Regions from separate parts of the Homo sapiens genome. Here region 1 is linked to region 2. The links are chromatin contacts, found by Hi-C or POLR2A ChIA-PET in ENCODE. All regions are on one chromosome and are shown on one strand. Each heading gives the region's core, a stretch centred on a gene start or an enhancer-like site at or near the end of the contact. The rest is flanking DNA. Distances are from core to core; before and after follow the strand shown. Region 1 holds the start of GRID1 (glutamate ionotropic receptor delta type subunit 1). Region 2 holds the start of LOC124902473 (a long non-coding RNA gene).

Region 1 (6,236 bases), core at 927-3,426, 33 kb after region 2:
CACCTTGAGTCATGATCCTCAGATGCCAAGCCACAGGAACCTCATCACCCACCTCATCATCCAAACTGGAACTTGATGGAAATCATTCCACAACTATGTGTTGGTGGGTTGTCTTCTTAATACTTGGAAGGAGGTCTTAATACTTATCCCACTGAAATCATGCTACCTACACCTAGCAAAACATACATCAAAGAAAAACTTCTAACTGGGTATATCACATGCCCACTGTACTAACACACTGGAGAACCCCCAACAACAGGAGGCCCGGGGAGAGTCCCTGACCCACAGGGACTTCAGGTCAAGACCACACCCACCATCCTTTCAAGGTGGAGACAGTCCCCGTAGGAACCAAACTGATGTATAATAAAACTCATCATTTATTTCTCTTCTCCCTACAGCATTTCAGCCAGTGAATGGTAGAATTTTGCAGGAATAAGAATTAGAGGTGTAGAGGGTTTTGAGATGCGGGGTGGGTCAGGTTTCACTACTCAAGGACCCTAAGACAGGTTTTTGGAAGAAGTGTGTGTGTGTGTGTGTGTGTGTGTGTGTGTGTGTGTAGGACCACATTCAGCCACTCCCATGGGCAAGTATGACATATGACCACTCCTCTCTTCTTGCCCCCTGGCCTCCTTAACCTAGAAGTCACCTTGCTGGCTCATGGGATTCCTTGATACTTCTGCAATCCAGCTTCTCCGCTCCAACAGGCTGTCCCTGCCCAGCTGAGCTGGCCCACCCAGGGTTCCCTCACAGTGCTATGGGCCTCCACTGGCCCCCTCTGCACAGCCCATCCTCTCCAATCTTTCTTTCCAAAGTGAAATCTACCAATGCTTACTCTTTGGCTCTGGCCACATGAGAGACAGACAGACATACAGACACACACTTCTTTCTTTTTGCCTTGGCTCACCACTATTCAATGCCTGGAAGCCTTATTTTCTCCCTTGGGAACCTCCACTCAGTCTTTACAACTGTCATCTCCTCCAGGAAGTCATCCCTGCTCTTCTTCCCAGGCTGGTTCAGAGCCCAGGCATCTGAGCATACACAGCTCATTCATAGCCCCCCCCAACATTTAAAAGATGACTTGGTTGGGTGTCTGCCTCGCCCACTGCGCTGGGAGCTCTGGGCAAGGGCTGTGGTGGGAGCCTCTCCCCCTGGTGCGTGGCGGGAGTCCTGGGGCCCCTCCGCGGACAACAGGGCCCGGGGACGTTCCCAGGCTTGCTGGAGGAGCAGCTTTTGAACGAGGCTCTGCCAGGTCCCAGACCCCAGGAAGCTCAGCTGTCTCCTCGAAATCTTGGGGGTGCCACATGGAGCCCAGTCCCTTTCAGGCACGAGCCCACAACAGCTTAACGCTCTCTTTGGTGGTGGCCGGCCCGAGGCAGGCACCGGAGGCGGAGGGAGCCCTGTTCCGCTGTGGCCGCGAGGAGCGGGCTCTTCGCCCGGGCTCGCACATGAAAGCTCCGTGCAGGGTCGGAGTCTGAGCCCGCCGGCCGCTTGGAAGGCTCCTCACGTCCAGGCGCCGCGGTCACGGCTGCGCTGGTTTCCGGCCATGAATTGGGCTTCAGAGTCCGAGCCTCTTGCCCGACTCCCGGCTGAGCGCGCTGCCCATGGAGCGGGGGATGGGCGCCCGCCGAGGTCCGCGCGGCCAGCCAGGGTTCGAGCCCACGGCCCGGGCTCTACTCTGAGATGCTTGCGGCGGCCGGCCCCCTCTGGCTCCCCAGCTGTCCTGGGGCCTGGCCCGGCGCCCCGCCCCGGTCTCTCTTCTTGCTCCCCAGGTCCCACTCCACGAGGAACGGTCTGTTTCGGCCGGGGACATGACCCGAGACGCGCGGCTGCTGAGGTCGCCAGGGCGCTTCGGGAGCCCCTCGAGGGCAGTTAGCGGCCGGCCCTCCTCCATTCTCCCGCCCCTGGCGAACCGGAGAAGGAGGCCCGAACCGTCAGAGCTCGGCGCGCCGCAGCCCAGGCCGGTCCCCGCCGCTGTGCCGGTCTCCGAGCGTCCCCCGAGCCGGGAGCGTGGAGCACCCGGCGCCCCCTCCGAGCCGCGAGCGGGCGAGAGCCGCGCGGCGAGGCTGAGGCTCCGCAGTCACGTGGTAGAGAGGCGGGCGGAGGGGAGGGAGGCGGGCAGGGAGGGGAGGGGGAGCGGAGCTGAGGGGGAGGGGGAGGGGAGGGGGCGTCCTCCGCAGTTCGCTCCTCGCCGGGGCTCAGACACACAGCCAGCCCAGAGCCGCCACGCCGGCCCGGCCGCCGCCGCCACCGCCTCAGCCTCCCCCGAAGCCGCTCTAGCCGCGGGAAGCGCCGCTGCCACAGCCGCGGGCCGCCCCCGCCGCGCCGGCCTGGGCTCAAGCTGCCAGCACCGCCGCAGCCGCCACCGGAGCCGGAGCGGGAGCCCGACCGCGCTGGGCTGGGCTGGGCTGGGCTGGGGCGGGCGCAGGGCGCAGGGGCGGGCGCGCGGGGGAAGACGCACGGGCGGGCTCGGCTCTCCCGGGGAGCGGCCCGGGACTGCACCGGGACCAGCGCCTCCCCGCTTCGCGCTGCCCTCGGCCTCGCCCCGGGCCCGGGTGGATGAGCCGCGCGCCCGGGGGACATGGAAGCGCTGACGCTGTGGCTTCTCCCCTGGATATGCCAGTGCGTGTCGGTGCGGGCCGACTCCATCATCCACATCGGTAAGCGCGGCTGGAGGCCGGGCCGAGGCTGGGCGGGGGCCCCAACGGGGCAGGGGGTGCGCGGCGTCCAAACTTGGCGTTTCCCTGGGCCGAGGGGCTCGGCGGGCGGTGCTCCCCCGAAGGGCCGCGCCGCGCCGCCCGGCGGAGGAGCTGTGCACCGGCCGCGCCGCGCTCCCGCTGGCTGCTTGCCGCTCCCCGGGGCTCCGATCTCCGCGCGGGGCCCCGCGGCCTCTACCGACACTTAGGGCCGACGCTTCGGGGAACACCGGGATGGACGCGCGTCGAGACCCGCGCCCTTAGCGGGGCCGTCGGCGGGTCGGGAGGGCCCTTCTGCGCAGCTCAGAGCAGCGGGGGGCAGGGGGAGGTACAGCGGGGGGCTCGCCAAGTTGGCAGGGCAAGATCAAAGAGGCCGGACCGGAACCGTGTGTGAATGTGTGTGGGTGCGTGTTGTCAGCGTGTGTCGCTGTGTGCGCCTGGCACGGTGTCGGTGTTACTGTGAGAGGGTGTTGGGGTGTGTGGGGCCATCTGAGCGTGTGTTGGTGCGTGCACGACTGTCTGTCAGCCTGTTAGAGTGGACACAGTGTCTGCCTGCTTCTCCGGTGTGTGTCTGTGTAGCCCTTGGTGTATGTGTGAGTGCGTGTGTATCTGGTTGTGGCGACTGCATCCCCATCCTGGACAGTCCTAGAGTTTTGCGTGGTCCAAGTCTTGGGGGCCCAGACGGTCTGGGTGGTGGGAGCCGAGGGAAGAAGCGTGGGCAGCGGGGGGTAGGGGGATGCTGAGCGGGAAGAGATGGATAGAGAGAGAGAACCGGGAGAGAAGATGAAAGCGCAGAGGAGGAGGGGGCGCGCCGAGGGGGAGTGGGCGCGCCGAGGGGGAGTGGGTGGGAGTTGGGAGCAACACGGGAGGAATCTCGGGAAGTTGGGCCGAGTTGGGGGGCTGACAGCGGTCGCTTTGGGGGAGTCCCTCCGCAGTCGTCTTTCCGGAAGTTGGGAAAGACCAGCGAGCACAGGGAAACTGGGGGTTGGGAGGTGTTGAAGGCGAGGAGGACGGGACAAGGCGGGAGGGTGGGTGGTGGAGTGGGGTGGTGAGGACTAGGCCTGGGCTCGGAGAGCTACGATTCCTCCTCAGGGGCCCGTGACCAAACCTGCTTCCCGCCCTGGAGGGGTGCGGGTCTCGCGGTCAGCATTGCGGCGCCGGCTCCGGGTGTAGTGAGGAATCCGGGCCTCCCTCCTCCTACCCAGCCCCCAGCTCGAGGGATCACTGGGCCTAGCTCCGGGACCTCAGGGACCCTCGAGGCTTGGTGAGGCGGGATGTGGGTGGCTGACTCCAGAGCTGTCCAGGTTGCAGGACTAGGCTCGGGCTGGTCGCACTGATCTCGGCTGGAAGCGCAGGGTCCGTGGAAGCTGTGCTAGGCGCACAAAGCGCCAGCCGGAGGGCGCCCTGGAGGAGCTGTCCGCGGTTCTAGAAAGCCCTTCAAGAGCAGCTCCTTCTGGGACCCCCAGCTCCGCTAGATCTGAACGTGGAGGCGCCTAGGACACAAGTCCCCTTCCCCCACTCCCCTCGACAGACGTACAGGAAATGGGAGTGGGGAAGGATGGAGAGTAGGAGGCTGAGCTCAGGGCGCCAGGCCGGGCAGCGTCACAGTCATCCAAGCTGCAGGCCATCCGAAGCCCCTGCCTAAGGAAGACCCCTCTGCGCAGGAAAGCCAACTGTAGACCTGCTTCGCTCAGCTCCACTCAGCAGGGGACGTGCATGGAGAAGGACCCATCATTCTGTCCTGGGATTTGGGTGGGGGACACCACCCTCCCGGGGAACTTCCTGGCTCCTGGGATGGGATTTATGGAACCATGTCAAGGCATTTGGGCGCTGCCTGGGGCCACCCCAGCTTGGCTTAGTCCCTTGTGTGGAGCATGGCTAGGACATGTGGTGCCTTGGTTGTGAGACACGTGTGTGACCTGGTGGCAGCCTGTGGGATGTGCATGTGTAACTCATGTCAACTGTGTGCACGTGTGCGCTGAGGGCTGGTGGGGGGAGGGGAACATATTCCTGTGCAGGTGGAGATCGGAGAGCCTTAATCTACCCCGCCAAGCTGAAATCCCAGTTCAGACTTCCCACCACCCGGCAATCATCGGTCTGCGAGTGCCTTGACCCTCGGGCCAAGGGAAGCGGGGAGAGGGTTCTTGTCCAGGTCCGGTCTTGATCCCTTCTCTCCTCCAGGTGCCATCTTCGAGGAGAACGCGGCCAAGGACGACAGGGTGTTCCAGTTGGCGGTATCCGACCTGAGCCTCAACGATGACATCCTGCAGAGCGAGAAGATCACCTACTCCATCAAGGTCATCGAGGCCAACAACCCATTCCAGGCTGTGCAGGAAGGTGAGTGACCGCTGTGCCCAGGGCCCACTGGGACACGGCCTGCGAGGCGTCGCAGCAGTGGGCACCGGAGGGGTTGGGACGAGCTGGGCTGCGCAGGGCACCCTCTGTTCCTCGGCAGCCGCGGTGCCATGCGCGGTGGCGCGCCTTCCCCGGCCCACCTAGGCAGCGGCGCCGGGACTGCTCTGCGCTGCGGGCCGGCACGGAGAGCCTGCGAGCGCGGGGAGCTGGTGTTCTTGCGGGTTGCGTGGCGCCCTTCGGGCTGTGTGGGCGCGGGTGTGCGCCCAGCGCTGGCCGCGCAGGCGTGCGTGGCTCGGGGCAGTCTTTGTTTCTCGGTGTTTGGGGGTGGGCGTGTCTGCGTGCCGGGTACCTGTATCGGGCGCACCTCCCCTGATCTCAGTGGCCCGGTGTTTTCCTCGCTTCGAGGTGAGGAGCGCCCAGCGGCTGGAGCCCGACCTGTCTCCTTCTCCCGGGCATAACCTGGTAGGCGCGGCGTTTCGCGCCCCGCGGCCCCCAGAGCCTCAGCCCGGCGCTTCTCTGCAGCGCTCCTCCACCAGGTTTGGAGGAGCCGGTTTCTCTCTCGCTGTCCGCGCCGCGGGCGGAGGCGCCGCCGCCTGGGCCGGAGGTGGGCGCTGTTCGCCCAGGAAAGGAGCGGAGCTGGGCCGGTCCGGCTGCGGGGAAATCCTGGCCTACGCCGGGGCCGCCCTTGTCCACAGCCACTGCCTCCGGTCGGGCCCCGCGGCAGGCGCCACAGGTGCGAGGCGAGGGCGTTCACGACAGCAACCCCCTCTGCTTTCCCTCCTCTCTGCTAGTCCCTCCCCTTCAACCTTTCAGCTCGGGAACCCTGGTTCCTTCTCCAAGCCTCCAGATTCCTGGTTAAGGCCTAAGGCTCCGCCTCTGACACTTACCCGGCTTAAGTCCCTTCTCCTTCCCTCTGCCTTGCTCCCCGCAACCATGGGGACTCTGGGGCCAGCGCCCCTCAGTGCTGGGGCAAGTTAGTGGCGCAGGATGCAGGGATTCCTTGCTGGAGGAACTGGTAGAGAAGTGTAGAGGGGGCAGTGGGTGTAGTGGGAGGTGGGCTGGCTAAGAGCTCCTGGCTGGTGTTTTCTCCTCAAGCCCGTTGAGCCGAGAGTCCTCCTGCTGCTTTGGTACACATGGGTTGCTAGTCTCCCCGGTGCCTGCAAGGACAGGATGCCTCGATGATGGCTC
Region 2 (6,341 bases), core at 2,156-4,655:
CAGCCTTGGGTGACCTCACCCAAGAGTGGACACATGATCCAGTGTATTCATGGCCCAGTGCCGGCCAGTTATTTTAATGTCAAGATCCTTAACTGTGAGCAGAAGTGTGGAACACAGGAGCTTCCAGGTCACAGAGATGAGAGGTCAGAATTGGCTCCAGGGCAACGGAAGACCAGTGCAGGATGAAGTCACAGGGAACAGAAACCGGAGCCACAGAGGACAGGGTAGAGTCGCAGAAAGGAGAGACACACATACATGGAAAGAGGAGCTTTCTCCAATCTTAATGATTCCCAGCTCTCAGCCTCGTTTCTGTAAGACCTGGCTGGGCTTCATCTCTGCCCTTAAGGAAACTCCCCCTTCCTCCAGGCAGACTGAGTGGGCTTCCCCACGTGATTAAAGGAGCCACACCCATATCCCCTGGCACTGGCTTGCATACCACCTGTCCCATTGACCTCTGCTTTTCCATCCCCATCACCACATTCAGGTCCTTATCGTGCAGCACGAGGCGTCTCCTGCTCTTGGCAAATCAGTCTCTGGCTTGCCTTTAGGAAAATCACCTTCTCCAGACACAAATGTGGCTTTCTGCAGCCCAGCTCCAAAACCGCCCCTGCCCTTTGGATCACCCCGCCTCAGCTGCCAGCGCCCCTTGGAAGTCTGACCATCTCATCCTGGCATTCAAGGACCCACGTGATTCAGTCTCACTGCCTCTCAGAGTTATGTCTCTTTTTGGCTACAGGCAACCCAGCCTGCAAGCAAACTGTCCTGCTTTGGACCCTGCTGTGTCACTCTCCGCACCAGCCTTTGCCTCTGCTCTTCGCTCTATGAAGTCCTCCCAGGCTGCACGGAAGGACGACTTTCTCAGGTCTCTTAGGGATGGAGACTCAGGGACATCAGAACACATCTCAGCGGTGGTGACTAGTCCTCGGATTTCCTGCCATGGTGCTGCCATTCCCACCGCCCGTGCCCTCTGCCTAGGCTGTTCCTGCTGCACCGAACGCCTCCTCCTGCCACCGCCCTCCCTCCTTTCTTTAGAAGCCCCTGCCAGCACCTGAGCTCTCTGCTGATTGCTGTTCCTCCCAGTCTGTGGAAGCTTTGCCCATATGCTTTCCTTAAAAGGGTTCTGGGCAGGGCAGGCGCCCCCATTTCTCAGGGATCCCCTCCAGGACAACGCCTTTTCCTTGTGTCTTCAGCTCTCCTTACCAGATATCTATATATTTGTATATATTCAGTTTCACCAACAACGCATCAAGTACTTTTTTTTTTTTAAGTAAAGAACCGAAGTCATTGAACTGGAGTCCCATTGATTCCCTCCCCCTCGCCTCCCCAAATCTGGCACCTGCCCAAGGTATCCTCAGAACCATTTGGGGTGTCCTTTGGCATTGGATAATAGAAATAAAATTTTACCTCTTTCTACCATAAATTGTACCACGTTTTATGTATTGCTGACCCCCTTCATCTGATTTATTGCTGTTTATTTTAGAATATTTTCTCTTTGAAATTTTTTTTTCAGTAAAAAGTTATGACACCAAGCACAGTGCTCCGAAGGCGGAGGCGGATGAGCGCGGGAGGCCTTCCTTCGTCTCCGTAGGCGACGCCCTCCCACCCCTTCCCTTGTTCTCATGGCACTCCTAGCTACTGGCAAAGGTAGACGCGCCAGTTTCTGCTGCTCCCCCACGGAATGGAAGCCCCAGAGGGCAGGGACCTAGTCTGTCACGTCCCAGGCCTCACCCCAGCTCCTCTGAGGCCCGGGTGCTGGGTCGAGGCATATGCCGGGCTGCGCGGGTGGCGGGGGAGGGGGAGCCCTGGAGCGCGGCCCCAGTCCTGGGAGAGGTGTCCTTCGAGGAAAGGGACAGAAGAAAGTTGAGGACAGAGGTCCAAGGGGAAGAAAGAGGGAAAGGATCGGCGTGAGGAGGACGTCCGGGCGGGGTGGGGAGGGCCCCCCGCGGGGTCGGGCCCACGGGCTTTCTAGGGCGCGTCGCCGCTCAGGGCCACGGGTGTGCTGTCAGCTCCCGTCCGGCCGCCCGGACGCTGTAACCTCCTCCGAGGCTGGCCCTTCTGGCTCGAGACAAGCTCGGGCCTGGCACGGAGCAGCGGGAAGGGCGGGAGATTGCCCCTAGTGGACTCCAAGTCCAGCTCCTGTCCCTGGGCGCGTCTCGACACTTGCTGGGTCACGGAGGAAACCGGGTCTCGGACCCCAGCCAGCACGGGCGCCCCCCTCGGCTTCGCTCCCTTTACCCAGCGGTGGCCTCGGAGGCCCGGGTGGGGCGCGCCGCTCACCTGGAGAGGAGGCTAGGGGTCGGGGGGACACGCGCGCCCTTAGGCCCCACTCCTGTCTTCTGCCCTTTTTATTCTCCCCCGCACCCTGGGGCGGGCGGCGCGGGGCCAGGGTTTGCGAGTGTCACCTGCTTTGGTAAGTAGGTGGGCGAGTGACGCACCGCGGCGTCGGCGCCGCCTTCCAGGCGCTCTCTCTGCCTCCAGAGGCGCCGGCACTGCGGGGCCCCAGTCATGCCCGCTGCCTCAGTCTTCCAACCCGAAAAGTGGGTGGGCGAAGGAAAGCTCGGCCGAGCTGCGTCTCCAACTCCCTGCTCTCCCCTAGGGGAGCCCACCAGCTCCAATCGCGACCTCTTCTGTCCCCAAACCACAGACCCTAGCCCGCCTCGGGGACCCGGATATGGAAGGGGCGGTGGAGAGCCCTGGCCTTGATTCTCCCTGGGTCGGGAGGGCGTTCCGGCGGCCGTGGGGCTGCAGCCCTTCCTCCCCGCCTGGAAGGTGAGGGTGTGGGAGGAGCGGGAGGGGGCGAGGCCGACACAATCCCCGTGCGACCAGCGGCGGAGCCCAGAGCCAGGTTAGGAGCGCGCTCAGGCGAGCTCGGCGGAAGGCCGAGAAGGTTCATCGGAGGCGGCGGCGAGCCGAGACCAGGAGACAGACGGGGCGGGGTGACGAGGCGGGCCCCACCCCAGGAGCGCGGGGCCACACGGACACCGGCGGGCGGTCTTCCCCGGGATGCGCTGGGATTGCAGGCCTCCAGCGGCCCCGCCCGCCGCCTCCGCCCTCCCGCTCCTGAGCTGCCAATCCAGCGGGTTCTGCCGGTCCTCGGCCGTGCGTCTGGGGTCTGGATTCCCGGCTCCACTCGCCGTGAGCGCGCGTGTCAGCCGACTCGCCCCGGACCGCATGGTGCAGCTCCCGCAGGGCCGCAGCCGCGGGTCGTCGCTGATTGCCAGCTCCGCGCCCACTGCACCGCTGCGCGGCCGCCTAGGGCTCATTGCGCGGAAGTCGGCCTGGTCCCTCCCCTGGGCTGGATGGGCCCGCTCCTCCCGAGCGGTCGTGCTCTGAGTTGAATGCGATAGAGGCTTCTGGGCGCGTCGCGGGCTAGGTCCAGGAGCTGTGATCCTCTCCGAGGTCTCAGTGTGCCCGCAGCGCCCCCTGCAGTGCGTCTCCTGCAAGGGGCCCGGAACACATTCCTGTCCCCGCCAGGCCTGGAGGCCCGAGCGCCTGCTTTTCATCCACTCTGCCCACCCGCCTCTGCGGTCGGCTGCCTTGGGCGCTGGCCTTAGCAGTTCTGAGTTTGAATTCAATCGCCAATACACAGAAAGCCACACAAATGTGAAGATTTGTGAATTATTATCAAATGAACACCTTTGTAACCACTACCCAAGCCAAGAAACAGTACTTTCCCCCAGAATACCTTACCCGTGCTCCTTCCCGATTTCACTCGACTCCCTCCTTCCCAAAGTAGCCACTCTCCTGCCTTTCATAGTAATTACTTACCCGAGTTTTTAAAAAATTGTTGTCACCCAAGTTCGCCTCTCTAGAGGCTATAAATTAGACTTGCTCATTTTGTTAATATATTTTAAGTCTCTTTAATTTGTAGTTTCTTTCTCCATCACTTTCTTTTCCTTGCAATGTATCCTTGGAAGAATCTGAAGAGATTTCTAGTCTGGATTTCACTGATTGCATTCTCCTGGTGCAGTTCAACACATCTCCCTGTTTTCTGCATTTCCTGCAAATTGACAGCTGGATCCAAAGGCTTGATCAGACTCAGGTTCAAGATTTTTGGTGAGACTCCAGGTGGTGGAGTGCTGTTTTGTCAGGAGGCACATAATGTCTGGTTGTCTCTATTTTTTGAGATCTGAGGAGAGACGATGTCCAATGCTTACATTCATTAATTCACTGGGGGATGAAAATGGTGATATACTAATTATATAATTTATTTTTCATTTATCATCTGGGTTGATTTTATAAAGAGACTCTTCTCCTCATCTGCTATTTGGTTACCCAGTGGAACCGTTCACAGAGGAAAGGCGGGTAAATGCTTGTTTCTTTGCATTTATTTATCCGTTTTCAAGATGACGAATTGCTACCCTGTCATCCTCCCAAAATGAAGAGTTAAAAAAATATACCATCACGATGCCAAGGATTTAAATGTGCTAGATGGATTTCAATACGTTGCAGTTACTGTCAGTAGTAACATACAAATTGTCCCCTCTTTGGGCAGCTGGAGCCCTTCAGGTTAATCCTTGGGTCCTTTAGATGTGACCCTAGTAGCCTTTGAACACTTCCTTGTTATCTGGAATGACAAGACATCTTACCAGTTTGGGGTGCTAGGAATCCTCTTCACTTCTTGGTTGATCTTTGTTTCTAGGTCTTTTCAATGGAGGAGCTGTAAATTACATATATGATAAAATACACTGGGAATTTATACTGATGTAACTACGTTAAGTGGAGGACTTCTTGATTACACCTGTATTTCTTTTCTTCCACACTGGGAATCCTGGTTCTTAAGGACACCAGGAATAACTGAATTAGAATCCAATTAGTCATTTGTTTTATTTCAATTTATATACTTACAGGTTCAGAATAACAATATCAATACCATAACTAGCTATAATTTCTGAAAACACCTAAAACTTTTTCTTTCTGCATATGTTATTTTTATCCCCCCCATTTTTTTTTTTTTTTTTTTGAGACAGAGTCTTGCTCTGTTGCCCAGGCTGGAGTGCAGTGGCACAATCTTGGCTCACTGCAACCTCTGCCTCCTGGGTTCAAGCGATTCTCCTGCCTCAGTCTCCCGAGTAGCTGGGATTACAGGCACATGCCACCATGCCTGGCTAATTTTTGTATTTTTAGTAGAGACAGGGTTTCACCATGTTGGCTAGGCTGGTCTCAAACCCCTGAACTCAGGTGTTCTGCCCTCCTTGGCCTCCCAAAGTGCTGGGATTACAGGCGTGAGCCACTGTACCCAGCCTACCCCCTATTTTTGTTTGTACTCTACATTCTCAGATGGTAAAGCCATTAGATAGCATAATCTCTCTTTTTAAACCCTCATTTAGTCTTCACTCCACAAATAACTATACATTTGTTAATCATCACCAATCATTAATGTGATGTTTCTCTAGTTATTTTGGTCTCTGCGACTGGTGCTTTAGTAGATCCTCAAGAAGGGCTATGGACCGTGTTACTGTTTCACTATAATAAAGACAGGATCAGCATCACTGATTATTCCTTTGGCCTCAGGCTCCAGTATGGTTCAGTACAAGACTATTAATATCCTATCTTTATTTAAAAGGTTGATATTTTGTTCATCCTGGATTTTTTGGCATTGAATTTTGTTTAAAAAATTATTGCATTAAAATCTCATTTTCTGCATCCCTTAACTGTTTAGTATGCTCTGAAATTCTTTGCTGCAAGCCAGGACCTTTCTTTGCTCACCTGCCTCACCCTGGTTGGAGATGAGTTGAAGCTCCTATTTTTCTCATCCTGTTAAAAAAAAGAAAAAAGAACTCTGCGGGCGAGTTTAAAGAGACTGGGTCTCACTATGTGGCCAAGAGTGGTCTCAAAATCCTGGCCTCAAGCAATCCTCCCCCCTTGGCCTCCCAAATTGCTGGGATTACAGGCATGAGCCACCATGCCTGGCCCCTGCTTAATTTTGATTCAATTTCCAGCAGTTGCTGTCCATTGTGGGGTGCAGTCCGGAAGGGAGCCCTCGCAGATCAGTGAGAGAATTCACAGACCTTCAGATCTTACCGCAGATCTGGTAAGATCTGGAGTGAGACAAACTGCTGGTTCTCACCCGGCCCCTGCACTGTGGATGAACAGGGCCCTCAGGTGCCCAGGTAACCTGTTGCTTCCCTCGGCTTTCCCCCAGCGCATGCTGATGCTGTGCAGGTGTCATGGTTGTTGTCCACCCACTTGCATTTTGTGGTGACAGGATAACCTATCACTTAGTTTTGTTGCAATGTTGTCCACGGGTTTTGGTTTTAATGTCTTGTTGCTCTGACTATAATTATGTGGGGATTCAGAAAGCACAAAGTTATGTTTTCACCACCACTGCCATTTTTCAG

Evidence for each region. A loop is a pair of places that touch in the nucleus more often than their neighbours do. ChIA-PET counts read pairs that join two places held with the same protein, here RNA polymerase II (POLR2A). Pooled maps may share reads with other maps.
Region 1: a pooled map shows a loop between it and region 2 (2.3-fold over the local background). The contact joins the promoter of GRID1 here to the enhancer-like site in region 2. A Hi-C loop is called at or near these places in 1 of 168 maps with a recorded cell type or tissue (OCI-LY7) and 3 of 50 pooled maps. POLR2A ChIA-PET finds 5 or more read pairs at or near these places in 7 of 52 experiments (A549, BJ, HEK293 and 3 more).

The regions. Positions count from the first base shown.
Region 1 is chr10:86,362,735-86,368,970 of GRCh38, reverse strand. It overlaps GRID1 (glutamate ionotropic receptor delta type subunit 1), which reads left to right and starts at 2,176. Exons shown (of 16, transcript NM_017551.3): 1 at 2,176-2,657; 2 at 4,875-5,030. The coding sequence starts at 2,579. RefSeq lists silencers at 1,478-1,687, 1,798-2,187, 2,208-2,257, 2,488-2,687, 2,718-2,867 and 1 more and enhancers at 5,068-5,581, 5,582-6,095.
Region 2 is chr10:86,397,060-86,403,400 of GRCh38, reverse strand. It overlaps LOC124902473 (a long non-coding RNA gene), which reads left to right and starts at 213. Exons shown (of 2, transcript XR_007062221.1): 1 at 213-311; 2 at 737-1,420. RefSeq lists enhancers at 1,640-2,633, 3,381-3,430, 3,235-3,529, 3,521-3,570, 2,634-3,627 and 1 more and silencers at 1,901-1,960, 2,081-2,130, 2,201-2,250, 2,941-2,990, 3,001-3,230. Within about 2 kb of position 3,405, at least 21 of the 41 ENCODE cell types and tissues checked have a DNase peak (open chromatin) inside an H3K27ac peak, as active enhancers do; they include OCI-LY7, where a contact is called at or near this core.